2 separate regions of the Homo sapiens genome follow, and region 1 is linked to region 2. A link is an interaction called in ENCODE POLR2A ChIA-PET data of the cell type or tissue named here. Cell type or tissue: Panc1. All regions are shown on one strand. Each heading gives the region's core, and the rest is flanking DNA. Links, peaks and the distances in the headings are about the cores only.

Region 1 (5,000 bases), core at 1-5,000, 280 kb before region 2:
AGTAGCACAATCTTGGCTCACTGCAACCTCCGCCTCCCGGGTTCAAGCGATTCTTTTGTCTCAGCCTCCCGAGTAGCTGGGACTACGGGCTTGTGCCACCACAGAGACAGGGTTTCACCATATTGGCCAGGCTGGTCTTGAACTCCTGACCTCGTGATCCACCCGCCTCGGCCTCCCAAAGTGCTGGGATTACAGGAGTGAGCCACCGTGCCTGGCCTCACTCTACTTTCTTAATATCTCTTGGATTTGTCCCATTCTCGCTTTCCTTATTGCCACTGTCTTTGTTCTGGCCCTCATCATTTCTAGTTTGGATTACTACAACTGAGATGAATTAAATCCAGGCTGCCACTGAGGCAGGAACATAGGGTCTAGAGGCAGGCAACTCACTTCAGCTATGAGAGGAAATATCCTTTTCATAGGGCATACACTGGGTAAATGGGACTGTGTAACTTTACTTCATCCTTTTCATTTACATAGGGCGTGTGTACCCCAGGTAGAGGGCATTTAAATTCACAAAAAACTCTGTAACAGAACCTTTGAGCCCCTATGCTTGGGCCCGCTCCCACGCTGTAGAGTTTTCTTTTCTTTTTTTTTTCTTGAGACGGAGTTTCGCTCTTGTTGCCCAGGCTGGAGTGCAATGGCGCAATCTCAGCTCACCGCAACCTCCTCCTCCTGGATTCAAGCGATTCTCCTGCCTCAGCCTCCCGAGTAGCTGGGATTACAGGCATGTGCCAGCACGCCTGGCTAATTTTGTATTTTTAGTAGAGAAGGGGTTTCTCCATGTTGGTCAGCCTGGTCTTGAACTCCCGACCTCAGGTGATCCATCCGCCTCGGCCTCCCAAATTGCTGGGATTACAGGCATGAGCCACGACGCCCAGCTGAGTTTTCTTTTCTTTGCTTTTTTTTTTTTTTTTTTTGAGATGGAGTTTCCTTCTGTTGCCCAGGCTGGAGTGTAATGGTGTGGTCTTGGCTCACTGCAACCTCGGCCTCCCGGGTTGAAGTGATTCTCCTGCCTCAGCCTCTCAAGTAGCTGGGATTACAGGTGTGAGCCAACACATCTGTCTACTTTTGCATTTTTTTTAGTAGATAGAGGGTTTTACCATGTTGGCCAGGCTGGTCTCGAACTCCTGACCTCAAGTGATCCACCTGGGTCAGCCTCCCAAAGTGCTGGGATTACAGGCGTGAGCCACCGCGCCCGTGCTACTTTCATTTTCAATAAATCCCTTAATTCCTTCCTTGCTTTGTTTGTGCGTTTTGTCCAGTTGTTTGTGCAAAACCCCAAGAACCTGGAACACCCTCCACCGTTAACATATTTTGGCGAGCCAGCCAGGAGGAAAATGTAAGCCCAAAGTTTGGGATTTATTTTCCCCCTTTTTCCTTTTCCTTTCTACTCCATAAAGGGGAATCTCTCCCTCTCTCTGTCTTCCTTTCCAACCCAGGACCGTTGGTGGGCAGCGCCCAAACATGGAAGCAACTGCAGGTTTTTGGCCATGGCCAGTGAAACTAAGGGGTTTCCATGTGGAGAAGCCTAACTACCACCTCCTGGTTCGCTTAAGGAACCTGGGTCTTTTTCGTTTTTTTCCTTTTTTTTTTTTTTTGAGATGGAGTCACTCTGTCACCGAGGTTGGAGTGCATTGGCAAGATCTCTGCTCACTGCAACCTCTACCTCCCAGGTTCAAGGAATTCTCTGCTACAGCCTCCCGAGCAGCTAGGATTACAGGCACCAGCCACCACGCCCGGCTAATTTTTTGTATTTTTAGTAGAGACGGAGTTTCACCATCTTGGCCGGGTTGGTCTTGAACTCCTGACCTCGTGATCCACCCGCCTCGGCCTCCCAAAGTACTGGGATTACAGGTGTGAGCTACCGCGCCCGGCTACAGATGACTGATTTTATCTCAAACAATGAATAACAATCATAAATGATATTTATTTGTGTGCCAGGCATTGCACTATATAATTTACTGCTTTTTTTTTTTTTTTTTTTTTTTTGAGACGGAGTCTCGCTCTTGTTGCCCATGCTGGAGTGCAATGGCGCGATCCTGGTTAACTGCAACCTCCGCCTCCTGGGTTCAAGCGATTCTTCTGCTTCAGCCTCCCGAGTACCTGGGATTAGATGCGCACCACCACGCCCTGCTAATTTTTTTGTATTTGTAGTAGAGACGGGGTTTCGTCTTGTTGACCAGGCTGGTCTCGAACTCCTAACTTCAGGTGATCCGCCCGCCTCAGCCTCCCGAAGTGCTGGGATTACAGGCTTGAGCCACCGCGTCAGGCCATGAGTAGGTATTATTCTATTTCACTACAGCGGATAGTGAAACATAAAGACATTAAAATAATTTGTCTTAAGTTCCTGGACCATATGTAGTGGAACTGAGCTTTGTAGCCAGGCAATCTGTCTTCAGAGTTCAACTTAACTTCAAGGCGCTTGGTAGTCAGAATCCTTTGTATGTGATTCCAACAGGTTAACTCCTTTAGGGCAGAGGGCTGTTTTATGCTCAATATGGAACCTTGGATGGCCAACACAGCGTGTGGCACGTAGGAGGTGGTCCAGGGGCATTTGATGACCTCCAGGCAGTGGAGAGGCAGTCGAGGAAGACCAGGGCCCCAGGCGCCTACGTGGGTGGAATGCACAAGGTTGGCCTTGGCTGCCGGGGCTCCATGTCCCAGCACTAGCCAAGGAGGGCCTCAGCCGCGCTTGAATACTCGTGCTTTCCTCGCCGCGAGGCTTTGCGAATCTTGGCCACTAGCTAAAGGCGGGGTCGCCGGGCCGGTAGGAACTGGAGACACTCAGCCTCGCGGCAGGAAATGCGGCTCGTGGCTTCCGGCGCGTGCAGATGACGCGCGGCTCGGGCTTCCGCCTTGGGGAGCCGGCGGCGGAGTCCGGGACGTGGAGACCCGGGGTCCCGGCAGCCGGGCGGCCCGCGGGCCCAGGGTGGGGATGCACCGCCGCGGGGTGGGAGCTGGCGCCATCGCCAAGAAGAAACTTGCAGAGGTGAGCAGGAAGAAGGCCGACCCACAACCTGCCCCTGACCCGTGCGAGACTGAATTGTCCCGGAGCAGTGTCCTACCCGTTAATCACCTCCCAACAGAATCTGAGACTGGCTTCTCGGCCCCGGGACACAGAATTTCTCCAGCTTCCGGTGGATTGGCAGCGTTCCCAGATGCCCAGCCCTTTCTCCCATTTACCCAAGTTTAACTACAAATGGGATTCTACTCACAAATCTACAGTCGTCGATTCTACTCCTTCACCCTATCCTTCTCCCTAAGAAAACAATTTACAGAGATCCTCCTCTTTTCATCCCAAAGCTGTGGCAGCACAAATGGGGGAACCCAGCGCCCACTCTGTGTTTTTTTGTTTTGTTTTGTTTTTTGAGACAGAGTCTTGCTCTGTCGCCCAGGTTGGAGTGCAGTGGCGCGATCTCGGCTCACTGCAACCTCCACCTCCAGGGTTCACGCCGTTCTCCTGCCTCAGCCTCCTGAGTAGCTGGGACTACAGGCGCCCACCACCACGTCCGGCTATTTTTTTGTATTTTTAGTAGAGACGGGGTTTCACTGTGTTAGCCAGGATGGCTCGATCTCCTGACCTCGTGATCCGCCCGCCTCGGCGTCCCAAAGTTCTGGGATTACAGGCGTGAGCCACCGCGCCTGGCCTCCAGCGCCCACTCTCTTAACTTATGCTGGTCTCTTTGTCTGACAGGCCAAGTATAAGGAGCGAGGGACGGTCTTGGCTGAGGACCAGCTAGCCCAGGTAAGTCGGTTGGGGGGCCCCAGGCAGGGAGGGAGACCTAACCAGGTCTGGCCAAGACACCTTGGATACGAACTTGATTGTGTAGATTGAACTAGAAATAGGGTGTTTGGCAAATTTTGATTTCTGAGCCGCTGAGATCTTTTAGGTGACTTGCTAATAACAATAATGGCTAACATCTTTGAGTGATTACATGCTTGTAACGTCCCAGGCATTTGTCTATTTTCTTTACATAGACTGTCTTGTTCAATCCTCATTACAGTCCCATAAGGAAGGAACCCTATTATTCTGAGGTGTTTGTTTGTTTGTTTGTTTGTTTTTTGAGGGAGTCTTGCTCTGTTGCCCAGACTGGAGTACAGTGGCACGATCTCGGCTCACTGCAGCCTCCGTTTCCTGGGTTCAAGTGATTCTCCAACCTCAGCCTCCCGAGTAGCTAGAACTACAGACATGCGCCACCACGCCTGGGTAATTTTTGTATTTTTAGTAGAGACGGGTTTCTCCATGTTGGTCAGACTGGTCTCAAATTCTTGACCTCGTGATCCGCCCACCTTGGCTTCCCAGAGTGCTGGAATTAAAGGCGTGAGCCACTGTGCCGGGCCCTAATTTTTGTTATTTTTTTTTGTAGAGGCAGGGTTTCGCCATATTGACCAGGCTGGTCTCAAACTCCTGGCCTCAGGTGATCCACCCGCCTCGGCCTCCCAGAGTGCTGGGACTACAGGCGTGAGCCACCGCGCCCGGCCATATTCTGAGTTTAAAATTGAGAGCCGGGTGCTGTGGCATATGCCTGTAATCCCAGCACTTTGGGAAGCTGAGGAAGGCTGATCACCAGAGGTCCATAGTTCGAGACCAGCCTGGCCAACATGGCGAAACCCCGTCTCTACTAAAAATACAAAAATTAGCCGGGCGTGGTGGCGGGCTCCTGTAGTCCCAGCTACTGGGGAGGCTGAGGTAGGAGAATTGCATGAACCCAGGAGACAGAGGTTGCAGTGAGCCAGGATCATGCCACTGCACTCCACCTTGGGGGACAGAGCAAGACTCCATCTCAAAAAAAAGCAAAAAAAAAAAAAAAAAAAAAAAAAAGGCCGGGTGCGGTGGCTAACGCCTGTAATCCCAGCACTTTGGGAGGCCGAGGTGGGCAGAAATTGAGGACACTGGGGTGTTAAGTAATATATCCAAGGTTATATGGGTAGTAAGTGGTAGAGCTGTTATTGATTTAGGTCCTCTGGGGCTTTTCATTTTAAATACCTCAGAATAAAAT
Region 2 (11,360 bases), core at 2,515-7,514:
GTCCCAGCTACTGGGGAGGCTGAGGCAGGAGAATTGCTTGAACCTGGGAGGCGGAGGTTGAAGTGAGCTAAGATTGCACCACTGCACTGCACTCCAGCTTGGGCAACAGAGTGAGACTCTGTCTAAAAAAAATAAGTAAGTAAAAATAAATAAAATAGGCTGGGCATGGTAGCCCATGCCTCTAATTTCAGCACTGTAGGAGGCCGAGGCAGGCGGATTACATCAGGTCAGGAGTTTGAGACCAGCCTGGCCAACATGGCAAAACCCCATCTCCATTAAAAATACAAAAATTAGGCTGGGTGAGGTGGCTCACGCCTGTAATGCCAGCACTTTGGGAGGCTGAGGTGGGTGGATCATTTGAGGTCAGGAGTTCGAGACCAGCTTGGCCAACATAGTGAAACCCCTTCTCTACTAAAAATACACAGATTAGCCGGGCGTGGTGGCGCAGGTGCCTATAATCCCACCTACTCGGGAAGCTAAGGCTGGAGAATCGCTTGAACCGTGGAGGTTGCAGTGAGCTGAGATTGCACCATTGCACTCCAATCTGGGTGACAAGAATGAAACTCTGTCTAAAAAAAAAATACAAAAATTACCCAAGCATGGTGGCACATGCCTGTAATCCCAGCTACTCGGGAGGCTGAGACAGGAAAATTGCTTGAACTCAGGAGGTGGAGGTTGCAGTGAGCCAAGATCACACCACTGCACTCCAGCCTGGGCAACAGAATGAGATTCCATCTAAAAATAAATAAATAAATAAATAAATAAATAAATAGAAAAATTAATAAGGAAAATCTTAGAGTACCTAGAGAAAAATGAACACATTACCTAGAAGGGCAAAGAAGACAAATACAGTGGACTTCTTGTCACAAACTATGTACACCGGAAGATAATGGAATAACATCTTTAAAGTACTAAAATAAAAACTATTAACTTAAAATTTTTTCCATCTTTAAACTATGAACATGAGACACCTATTAGCATCCTGTACCTCATAATGTCATGAACTGAGACAGGTAAACATCACTTCTGTGGTTTTCATGCCAAAATGTATGCTTACGTTTAGTCATGAGAGACATGAAACTCAAATTGAGACGAGTTTTACAAAATAATTGACCAGTGTAATAAATTAGTTGATTCCATGATGTTCAACTGCTGAGTTTTCAAGCCCCCACCCCCACTCCTCCTTTCCCTTTTATCCAAAACCTGGGCAAGCCAATAATAAAGGCAGAAGCTGGGCGTGGTGGCTCACGCCTATAATCCCAGCACTTTGGGAGGCCAAGGTTGACGGATCACTTGAGGCCTGGAGTTTGAGACCAGCTTGGCCAACATGGCAAAACCCTATCTCTACTGAAAATACAAAATTAGCTGGGCATGGTGGCGCATGCCAGTAATCCCAGCAACTTGGGAGGCTGAGGCACGAGAATTGCTTGAATTTGGGAGGCAGAGGTTGCAATGAACCGAGATTGCACCACTGCACTCCAGCCTGGGCAGCAGGGTGAGACTCTGTCTCCAAAATAATAATAATGATAAGAATAATAATGCCAGGGTACTCTCCTCCCTTAATGCCAGGGTACTCTCCTCCCTTGCACCAGTAGGGAAATTCAAACCACAAAACCCTGGCCTGTGCATCAGAACTCTCACCCCAGCTTTACTCCCTAACAGTAAAACCCAGGGCCACTTGCATCTCCTTGTTCTCAAGCTGTTTTTAGGCCTTCTTAAGAGCCTGCCCTGTTCTGCACAGAAAACCTCATTACACGAGTAATAAGCTTTTTCAAACCCTCTGTATGTGTGTATGTGGCATCACCAATCTTGATGTCTAAACCAAATCTGGGGTAGAGATTTGATCCCTTCCTCTGTGGGGCAATCACAAGACAACTGGCACAGGGAACAGCGTACCTTAGATGATAGCCACCCACCATCAGGGGTCTCTCTCCTCTCACTTTGGCTTGCTATTGATTCTGCTGCCTATTGGCAAGCTTACACTTCGAGCTGTGCTGCTTTGTTCCACATTTGCTGAGGACTACTAAATCTCTGTTACAGATGTAACTGACCTGAATTGAAAGTTTCTATAATTGGCATTTTGAGACAGAAATATGAAATTGAGGATGTCCTTAAAGTGGCCCTAAAATGTGAGCCCCGTCTGGACCTATCTGTGCATCTTAGATTGAATTGTATGTCTTGATTCTGGCATAAACCATCGCCGATCCTAGGCTCAAGGGCATGACACTTATTATTTTGTGACTGTTGGTTGTATGTCCCAACCAGGCATTAGCCTATGTTCTATAGAGTGTGCAGGAGAAAGGCTGATACTCTGTGCAACATACAGGGCCATCTGGTGGTTGCTCCGGTGAGGAAGCGCAGTCACCAGGATTAAAGATAAAAACACTCAATAGCACTCCATGCCATGAACCCTTATAAAAACTAGGCCAGAATGCCTTACTCCATCTCTCTTAAAGGGTCAGAGGACACCACCATCACCCTACCAGATAACTATAAAACAGACCCAGAAAGAAGCTGGGTTTGATTAAGTGCTGCACCTTATCAAACTGTCAAGGGATTCATTCAAATCCAACTCAAGGCTGGGTGCAGTGGTTCATGCCTGTAATCTTAATGCTTTGGGAGGCTGAGGTGGGAGAATTGCTGGAGTCTAGGAGTTCAAGATCAGCCTGGGAAACATAGTAAGACCTCGTCTAGGCCGGGCATGGTGGCTCATGCCTGTAATCCCAGCACTTTGGGAGGCCGAGGCGGGCGGATCACGAGGTCAAGAGATTGAGACCATGCTGGCCAACATGGTGAAACCTCATCTCTACTAAAAACATAAAAATTAGCTGAGTGTGGTGGTGCGTGCCTGTAGTCCCAGCTACTCGAGAGGCTGAGGCAGGAGAATCGCTTGAACCTGGGAGATGGAGGTTGCAGTGAGCTGAGATTGCGCCACTGTACTCCAGCCTGGCAACAGAGCGTGACTCTGTCAAAAAAACAAACAAACAAATAAAACCTCATCTATACAAAAAATTTTAAAATTAGCCAGGTATGGTGACATGTACCTGTAGTCCCAGCTACTTGGGGGGCTGAGGTGAGAAGATTGCTGGAGTTTGAGGCTGCAGTGAGCCATGATTGTGCCACTGCACTCCAGCCTGGGTGACAGAGTAAGACCTTGTCATTAAAAAAATCCAGGGGTTGGGTGCAGTAGTCATGCCTGTACCTGTAATCCCAACACTTGGGGGGCTGAGGTGGGCAGATCACTTGAGGTCAGCAGTTTGAGACCAGCCTGGCCAACATGGCAAAACCCCATCTCTACCAAAAATACAAAAATTAGCCAGAGGTGGGGGCGTGTAGTCCCAGCTACTGGGGAGGCTGAGGCGTGAGAATCACTTGAACCTAGTAGCAGAGGTTGGACTGAGCTGGGATTGTGCCTCTGCACTCCAGCCTGGGCAACAGAGTAAGACCCTGTCTCAAAAAAAAAAAAAAAAATCCACTAGCCTGGGCACCACAGCAAAACCCCATCTCTACAAAAAATGCAAAAATCAGCTGGGTGTGGTGTTGGGTGCCTATAGTCCCAGCTACTCTGGAGGATGAGGTGGTAGGATCACTTGAGCTGATGAGTTTGAGGCTGCAGTGAGCCAACATCACACCATTGCACTCCAACCTGGGAGACAGAGCGAGACTGCCAAAAAATAAAAAATAAAAAATAAATAAAAATCCAACTTAAGTCTACAGTCCCTAAATCAAATAAAATAACAATTGCCATGAAAGTGGCTGCCATAAGGCCAGGTGCAGTGGCTCACGCCTTGTAATCTCAGCACTTTGGGAGTCCAAGGCAGGCAGATCACGAGGTCAGGAGATCTAGATAATCCTGGCTAACACAGTGAAACCCCGTCTCTACTAAAAGTAAAAAAAATTGGCCTGGCATCGTAGCGGGCCCCTGTAGTCCCACCTACTCGGGAGGCTGAGGCAGGAGAATGGCGTGAACCCGGGAGGCGGAGCTTGCAGTAAGCTGAGATCGCACCACTGCACTCCAGCCTGGGCTACAGAGCGAGACTCCGTCTCAAAAAAAAAAAAAAAAGAAAAAAAAAAGAAAATGGCTGTCATGAAAGTGGCCCCTAACCCTGAGGGTACTGATTTGGGACTCTCCAGAAGAAGAAACGTAAATATGAGCAGAGAAGAGAAGCTCCCTCCCCCTGAAGTACATCCAGTAACTCCCCCCAGACACACACACACACACACACACACACACAACTTAACAGAGGTTCATGATTTAACCCAGTTGCAAATCTTAAATTTACTCTAAAAACTATACAATAAAAAGATATTTAAAGAAGGAAGGGAGGGTCTTGTTGGCTTTTGCACTTGTACAACATAAGTTCTAAATTAACTTTAGGCCAGGCGTGGTGGCTCATGCCTATAATCCCAACACTTTGGGAGGCCAAGGCAGGTGGATTACCTGAGGTCAGGAGTTCGAGACCAGCCTGGCCAATATGGTGAAACTCCATCTCTACTAAAAAATACAAAACTAGGCTGGGCGCGGTGGCTCATGCCTGTAATAAAAGCTCTTTGGGATGCCGAGGCAGGCAGATCACGAGGTCAGGAGATCGAGACCAGCCTGGATAACACACAAAAAAATTAGCCAGGTGTGGTGGCACGCGCCTGTAGTCCCAGCTACTCTGGAGGCTGAGGCAGGAGAATCGCTTGAACCCAGGAGGCAGATGTTGCAGTGAGCCGAGATCATGGCACTGCACTCCAGCCTGGGCGACAGAGCGAGACTCTGTCTCAAAAAAAAAAAAAAAAAAAAAAAAAAAAAGAAAAGAAGAAGAAGAACTATTGATTTGCCTAAATTCCCCATATTCATAGTGCCTGTTGCCCTAAAATATTCCACAATGGACATGTACTCTGGCCTAGTGAGTACTAAACAAAAACAAAATTAAGTTTTTGGCAATTACAACTGGCTTAACAAAATGAGAACCTGAGCCTTTATCATAACCTATTAAAACTGTTCACACAGATAAAACTAGGTATCCTGAGAGTGACTCTGTATAAAAAATAAATAAATAAAATGTACTAGGACCTTTTCGAGACAGGGTCTCACTCTGTGGCCCAGGCTGGAGTGCAGTGGTGCAATCTCAGCTCACTGCAGCTTCCCCTTCCCAGGTTCAGGTGATCCTGCCACCTCAGCCTCCCTAGTAGCTAGGACTACAGGCACACGCCACTTGTTTCGGCTAATTTTTGTATTTTTGTTTGTAGAGATGGGTTTTTTCCCATGTTTTCCAGGCTGGTCTCAAACTCCTGGACTCATGCAATCCACATGCCTCAGCCTCCCAAAGTGCTAGGATTACAGATGTGAGCCACCGCACCTAGCCATAAGCTCAAAACCCATTATATAAGACCTATTTAGAGAAGGGTGATTGTCCCCAGTTTTTCTCCACTCCAAATTGTCCTGGTCTTAAACCTAGAATGAATGAAGGATGCCTGATGGTGGATTACCACAATCATAATGCTGCAGTTCCACTTAAGAGTTCCTGGCACTCCTGAAACCCTTGAAATCTTTAGGCTAATATGTGTCTTTTGCATGCTAATGAAATGATTAGCTGGGAGTGCTAGATAGCTTCAAGATGGGGGCTGATGATCAGAAAGACCAAGGCATTAAAAGTTTGGAACTTTCAGGCTCATCTCAGACCTATGGGGCGGGGAGAGGGCTGGAGATTGAATCAGTCACCAATGGCCAATAATTTAATCAATCATGCCTAGGTAATTAAACCTCCATAAGTCCCTTCTACCCTACAGGGTTCTGTAAACACGTGGAGGTCCCGGGAGAGTGAAGCACTCAGGGCATGGAAACTCTGGGGGTACCCTCCTCCACCCCCGCTCAATACCCTTCCCTGGGCATCTCTTCCATCTGGCTGTTCCTGAATTGCATCCTTTATAATAAGCCAGTAAATGTAAGTAAAGTATTTTCCCGAGTTCTGTGAGCTATTCCAGTAAATTATGGAAACTGAGGAGGGGGTCATGAGAACACCCGATTTTTAACTGGCCAGTCAGAAGTACAGGAGGCCTGGGACTTGTGACTGGTCTCTAAAGATGGGGCAATCTCGTGGGAACTGATGTGAACTCCAGGTAGATAGTGTCAGAATGAAACTGAATTGCTGGACACCCAGTTGGTTTTCAGAGAGTTGGAGAATTGGTTGGTGTATTAGGTCGTTTTCAGGCTGCTGATAAAGATATACCCGAGACTGGGAAGAAAAGAGGTATAATGGACTTACAATTCCAAATGGCTGGGGAGGCCTCACGATCATGGCAGAAGGCAAGGAGGAACAAATCACATCTTACATGGATGGCAGCAGGCAAGAGAAAGAGAGCTTGTGCAGGGAAACTCCCGTTTTTAAAACCATCAGATCTTGTGAGACTTATCCACTATCATGAGAATAGCACAGGAAAGACCCACCCTCATGTTTCAATTACTTCCCACTGGGTTCCTCCCACGACATGTAGGAATTGTGGGAGTTACAATTCAAGATGAGATTTGGGTGGGAACACAGTCAAACCATATCAGTTGGTATAGGGGAAAAAACCCATACATTTAGTGTCAGAAGTGTTGTGAGTAAAAAACAGGCCAGCTTCTATACTACTAAAATTACTGCCTCCCTCCAATCAGCAACTGGCAAATACTTTGCTATCATATATTTGGGCTAATATGTTCTCTTAAGTTCCCGTTTCAGCCAGCTTGTCTTTACCATTGCATGGACACAATATACTAACTACCCATGGGACCCCCAACAGACCTGCCATTGCACACGATCTTTGCAAACAAAAACCTTAACTGCATCCAACTCTCTCCAGAAACACAAGTATGATGTTAGATATATGACATCCTTCTCAGAGGAAATTAATTTTTTAAAAAGACAGGGTCTTGAGGCCGGGCGCGGTGGCTCACGCCTGTAATCCCAGCACTTTGGGAGGCCGAGGTGGGTGGATCATGAGGTCAAGAGATCGAGACCATCCTGGCCAACATGGTGAAACCCCGTCTCTACTAAAAATACAAAAAAAATAGCCGGATGTGGCGGCAGGTGCCTGTAGTCCCAGCTACTCGGGAGGCTGAGGCAGGAGAATGGCATGAACCCAGGAGGCTGAGCTTGCAGTGATCCGAGATCACGCCACTGCACTCCAGCCTGGGCAACAGTGTGAGACTCTGTCTCGAAAAAAAAAAATAAATAAATAAATAAATAATAAAAATAAAAAGACAGGATCTTATGATGTTGCCCAGGCTGGAGTGCAGTAGCTATTCACAAGTACAGTCATAGCACACTGCAGCCTCAAACTCCTGGGCTCAAACGATCCTCCCCTCTCAGCCTCCTGAAGTAGTTGGGTGCAGTGGAAATTCATTTGATACACTAATTTAACGCATACAAACATTCAAAAGGCAGCTCATGAAAAAGGATGGGTCATTTCTTCCACACAAAGTACAAGGTACAAGCACAAGTATACCTCAGTAAAATTTCTGGGTATTACTTAGTAAATTGAGAGCTGTTTATCCTTGACATTTCTGACATTGTCAAGAAATCTCTATTGACCCTCTTAGCACCCACAATGCTAAAAGCCCAGTATCTTTTAGAACTCTGGGGGTTCTGAAGCAACATGTTCCTCCTTTGCAAATTTTAATTAAGACATTTTTGGTTTTTTTTTTTGAGTCAGAATCTCCCTCTGCCACCAAGGCTGGACTGCAGTGGCATGATCTTGGCTCACTGCAACCTCTGCTTCTCAGGTTCAAGTGATCCTCCTGCCTCAGCCTCCCAAGAAGCTGGGATAACACGCACCCACCACCACGCTCAGCTAATTTTTTTGTATTTTTTTAGTAGAAACGGGGTTTCAGCATGTTGGCCAGGCTGGTCTCGAACTCCTGACCTCAAGTTATCCACCCGCTTTGGCCTCCCAAAGTGCTGGGATTACAGGTGTGAACCACTGCACCCGGCCCTACTTAAGCCCATTTTTGCTGTTCCTTACAAATTGGTTCACCTGAATGGGGTCCACTAAAACAAAAGGCTTAAAACCTGTTCAAATTGCAAAAGGACAGACCCTACTGTTAGTGCTCCCCAGAAATTCCTTCACTGTAGAGGCTTTAGCAACCTCCTCTCATACTTCCAGAGACTGTTAGTGCTCCCCAGAAATTCCTTCACTGTAGAGGCTTTAGCAACCTCCTCTCATACTTCCAGAGTCTTTGGTTCACTTATGATGGCCATAAATAGTCTGTGGGTTTCCGATGCAAGAAATCGCCTTCCTCAGCCTGATGCTATACATTATTAGAGTGACAATAGCTGACTGCATACTGGACTCTTCCAAAAAAGGAGGCTCTTACAGGCCTTGAGACCATGACACACTAGCTGCCCGCTATGCCTTGGGCCATGGAAGGCACACCCCCAAAGCTTGGCATGGCTATTGAGGCTTCCTTGCTAAAATGAAAATAGTATCTACAGTATGGAGCCAAATCTGGGTCCTGTAGCATATCCTGCCTGCAGGAGGCCATGGGCTCCCCTGTCCTCAGTTTCTGGCCAGACACCACAGTGCTGAAGGAGGTCATTCCTCTCTCAGACCCCTTGGCTTCTTGGGGATCCCTTTGGGATCAACTGAGTGAACAGCAAAGGGAATTCACATACTTTAAAAATGGCAGTGCTACCGTCACAACTGATTCTATTTGTGTTTTCCATCCCTTAACAGACATCCCTGATAAAAGACAGGACCCAAGGGTCCACACAATTTGCCAAACTTCAAGCAGTCATCTTAGCAACAAAGGATGCCCTGCCCAATAAGCAACCCCATCTTAACATTTTTCAGACCCTTAGGCCATTGCCAATTACCTGGCTATCTGGTCTGACTAATGGCAACAACAGTTCTTTATCCAAGGTCATCCTCTTTGGGGTAAAGAACTCTGGAAATGTCTTGCTTGAAGATACCCAGAAATATAAATCAAGGTCAGATATATCTCTGCACATACTCAAGCCACAATACAAGGCCTCACCAAGATACTCCTTATCCCCTTCAGAGTTCCATACATTCTTGAGAGTGACCGAGGCATTCATTTCACTTCTCAAAATACATAACATTAGGCTCTTTAATAAGAAGGCATTGAACAGAAATTTTATCCCCCTTACTGGCCTCAGGCTGCAGGCCTCATAGAGTACCATCACAGCATACTTAAACAGGTTTAAATTTAATTTAAAAAAACAGGATACATTTCAGTAATCCATTAAACATCAGGGGTGAATTGTAACAGAATCCAATTCCATATTTGATGTTTGACCACTGACAGCTTTGAAGCCCCACAACTCCTCCTTAATCTTTTGCCCTCCATTTGGTAGACAAAAAAGCCTAGGTGTTTCCTCCCTTGGCTCCAGCAGGGAAGTTCAAACACTGGCCTGTGCATGGGAAAACCATGCCCTATCCCCAGCCCTTAACCTCAATAAGACCCAAGGCAACTTGCCCCTCCCTTGTTCTCAAGCCATTTTGGGGCCTTTTGGGGAGCCTGTTGTGCTCTGCCCAGAATGCCTCATGCCCTCTTTGTGTATATGTGGCATCATCAGTCTCCACATTCAAACCACATTTGGGTAGAGTTGCTGATCTTTGCTCTGCAGGGCAACCACAAACAACCAGCACAAGTGTCAAGAAAGGAAGCCTGAGGAACTATCCCAGATTAAAGGAGACTAAGAAGAAAAGACAATTAAAGGCAATAAGCAACCCTAGATTGAATACTGGTCAAGAAAAGGGGCAATAGTAGGACAATGGACAAAACTGGAATAAGGTCTCCAGGTGAGCTAATAGTATTGTATCAATGTCAATCTTTTAGTTTGGATGGTAGTTTTGTGGATGTTACCGTATGAAGAAATTGGGAAATAGGTTTATGGAAATTTTTTGGGCAATTTTGTAATTCTTCATAAGTATAATATTATTGCAAATTATAAAGTTTTAAAATGTTTTACCTTTAAATGACTATTTCAGACAAAAGCTAAAAGAAACTGTCGCCAGCATACCTGCAGTATACAAATGTTAAATATGCATATAAATATAAAACACCTTATTTCATTTTAATATATTTAAAAGACAATTTACTATTTAAGCAAAACATAATAGCAATGTACTGCAGGGCTCATAGCTACAGATAAATTATATGTCAGCAATAGCCACAAAAGAGAAGGAAATAGAAGTATACTATTGTATCACCATACATGAGGTAATATTCTTTTTATTTTATTTTTAATTTTTTTAGAGACAAGCTCTTTCTCTGTAGCCCAGGCTGGAGAGCAGTGATGTGATCGCAGCTCACTGCAGCCTCGAACTTCAGGGCTCAAGCAATCCTCCCCACTTAGCCTCCTGAGTAGCTGGGACTATAGGCACACAGCACTACGCCCAGCTAAGTGATATAATATTCTTTGCAGATAGACCGTGATAAGTTAAAGATGCAAATTATAAATCTCAAATGTGATGGTTAATTTTATGTGTCAACTTGACTAGGCCATGGGGTGCCAGATATTCAGTTAAACATTATTCTGGGTACGTCTACAAGGGTGTTTCTGCATGACATTATTTGAATCAATAGACTGAGTAAAGCACATTGCCCTCCCTAATATGGGTGGACCACATCCAATCGATTGAAGAACTGACAAGAACAAAAAGGCGCTCCTGCCAGTAGTGGAAGGCTCTCCCTGCCTGAATGTTTTTGAGCTGGAACACTGATCTTCTCCAGCCTTTAGACACAGATTCAGACTGGAGTTATGCCACTGATGCTCCTGGGTCCCCAGCTTGTCAACTGCAGATCTTGGGACTTCTCAGCCTCCATAATCATGCAAGCCAATTCCTTATAGTAAATCCTCCTCTGTCTGTCTATCTATCTATCTATCTATCTACCTATCTATCTCCTATAGGTTTTGTTTTTCTGGAAAAATCTGACTAATACATTAAAATAACAGTAACCACTAAAAATTAAAACAAAAAAGTAGGGTTAATAAGCCAACAGTTAGTTGAAATGAAAGAAATCCTGACCAGGCCCAGTGACTCACACCTGTAATTCCAGCACTTTGGGAGGCCGAGGCTGGCAGATCACCTGAGGTCAGGAGTTCGAGACCAGCCTGGCCAACATGGTGAAACCCCATCCCTACTAAAAATACAAAAATTAGCCGGGCATGGTGGCATGCGCCTGTAATCCCAGCTGCTCCAGAGGCTGAGACAGGAGAATCGCTTGAACCCAGGAGGCGGAGGTTTCAGTGAGCCAAGATTGTGCCATTGCACTCTAGCCTGGGGAACAAGAATGAAACTCCGTCTCAAAAACAAAACAACAACAACAAAAAGAAATCTTAAAACATATTCAATCTAAAAAAAGG

Evidence for each region. ChIA-PET counts read pairs that join two places held together with the same protein. Peaks named below come from ENCODE experiments on the same cell type or tissue, not always from the same donor. Only the 100,000 strongest peaks of a DNase experiment are listed, where the experiment ranks them.
Region 1: POLR2A ChIA-PET joins it to region 2 with 12 read pairs; 2 of 35 experiments call an interaction of 5 or more read pairs at or near these places.

The regions. Positions count from the first base shown.
Region 1 is chr17:48,942,670-48,947,669 of GRCh38, reverse strand. It overlaps SNF8 (SNF8 subunit of ESCRT-II), which reads left to right and starts at 2,828. Exons shown (of 8, transcript NM_007241.4): 1 at 2,828-2,989; 2 at 3,695-3,745. The coding sequence starts at 2,936. RefSeq lists a silencer at 2,886-3,115. In Panc1, for the core only: no CTCF peak of the experiment used is centred there; a DNase peak (open chromatin) is centred at 2,779; H3K4me3 peaks cover 2,319 bases; H3K27ac peaks cover 1,877 bases.
Region 2 is chr17:48,654,301-48,665,660 of GRCh38, reverse strand. All of the region lies in intron 3 of LINC02086 (long intergenic non-protein coding RNA 2086), which reads right to left. Among named protein-coding and RNA genes, the nearest start is that of LINC03057, 13 kb to the right of the region's middle. In Panc1, for the core only: no CTCF peak of the experiment used is centred there; no DNase peak of the experiment used is centred there.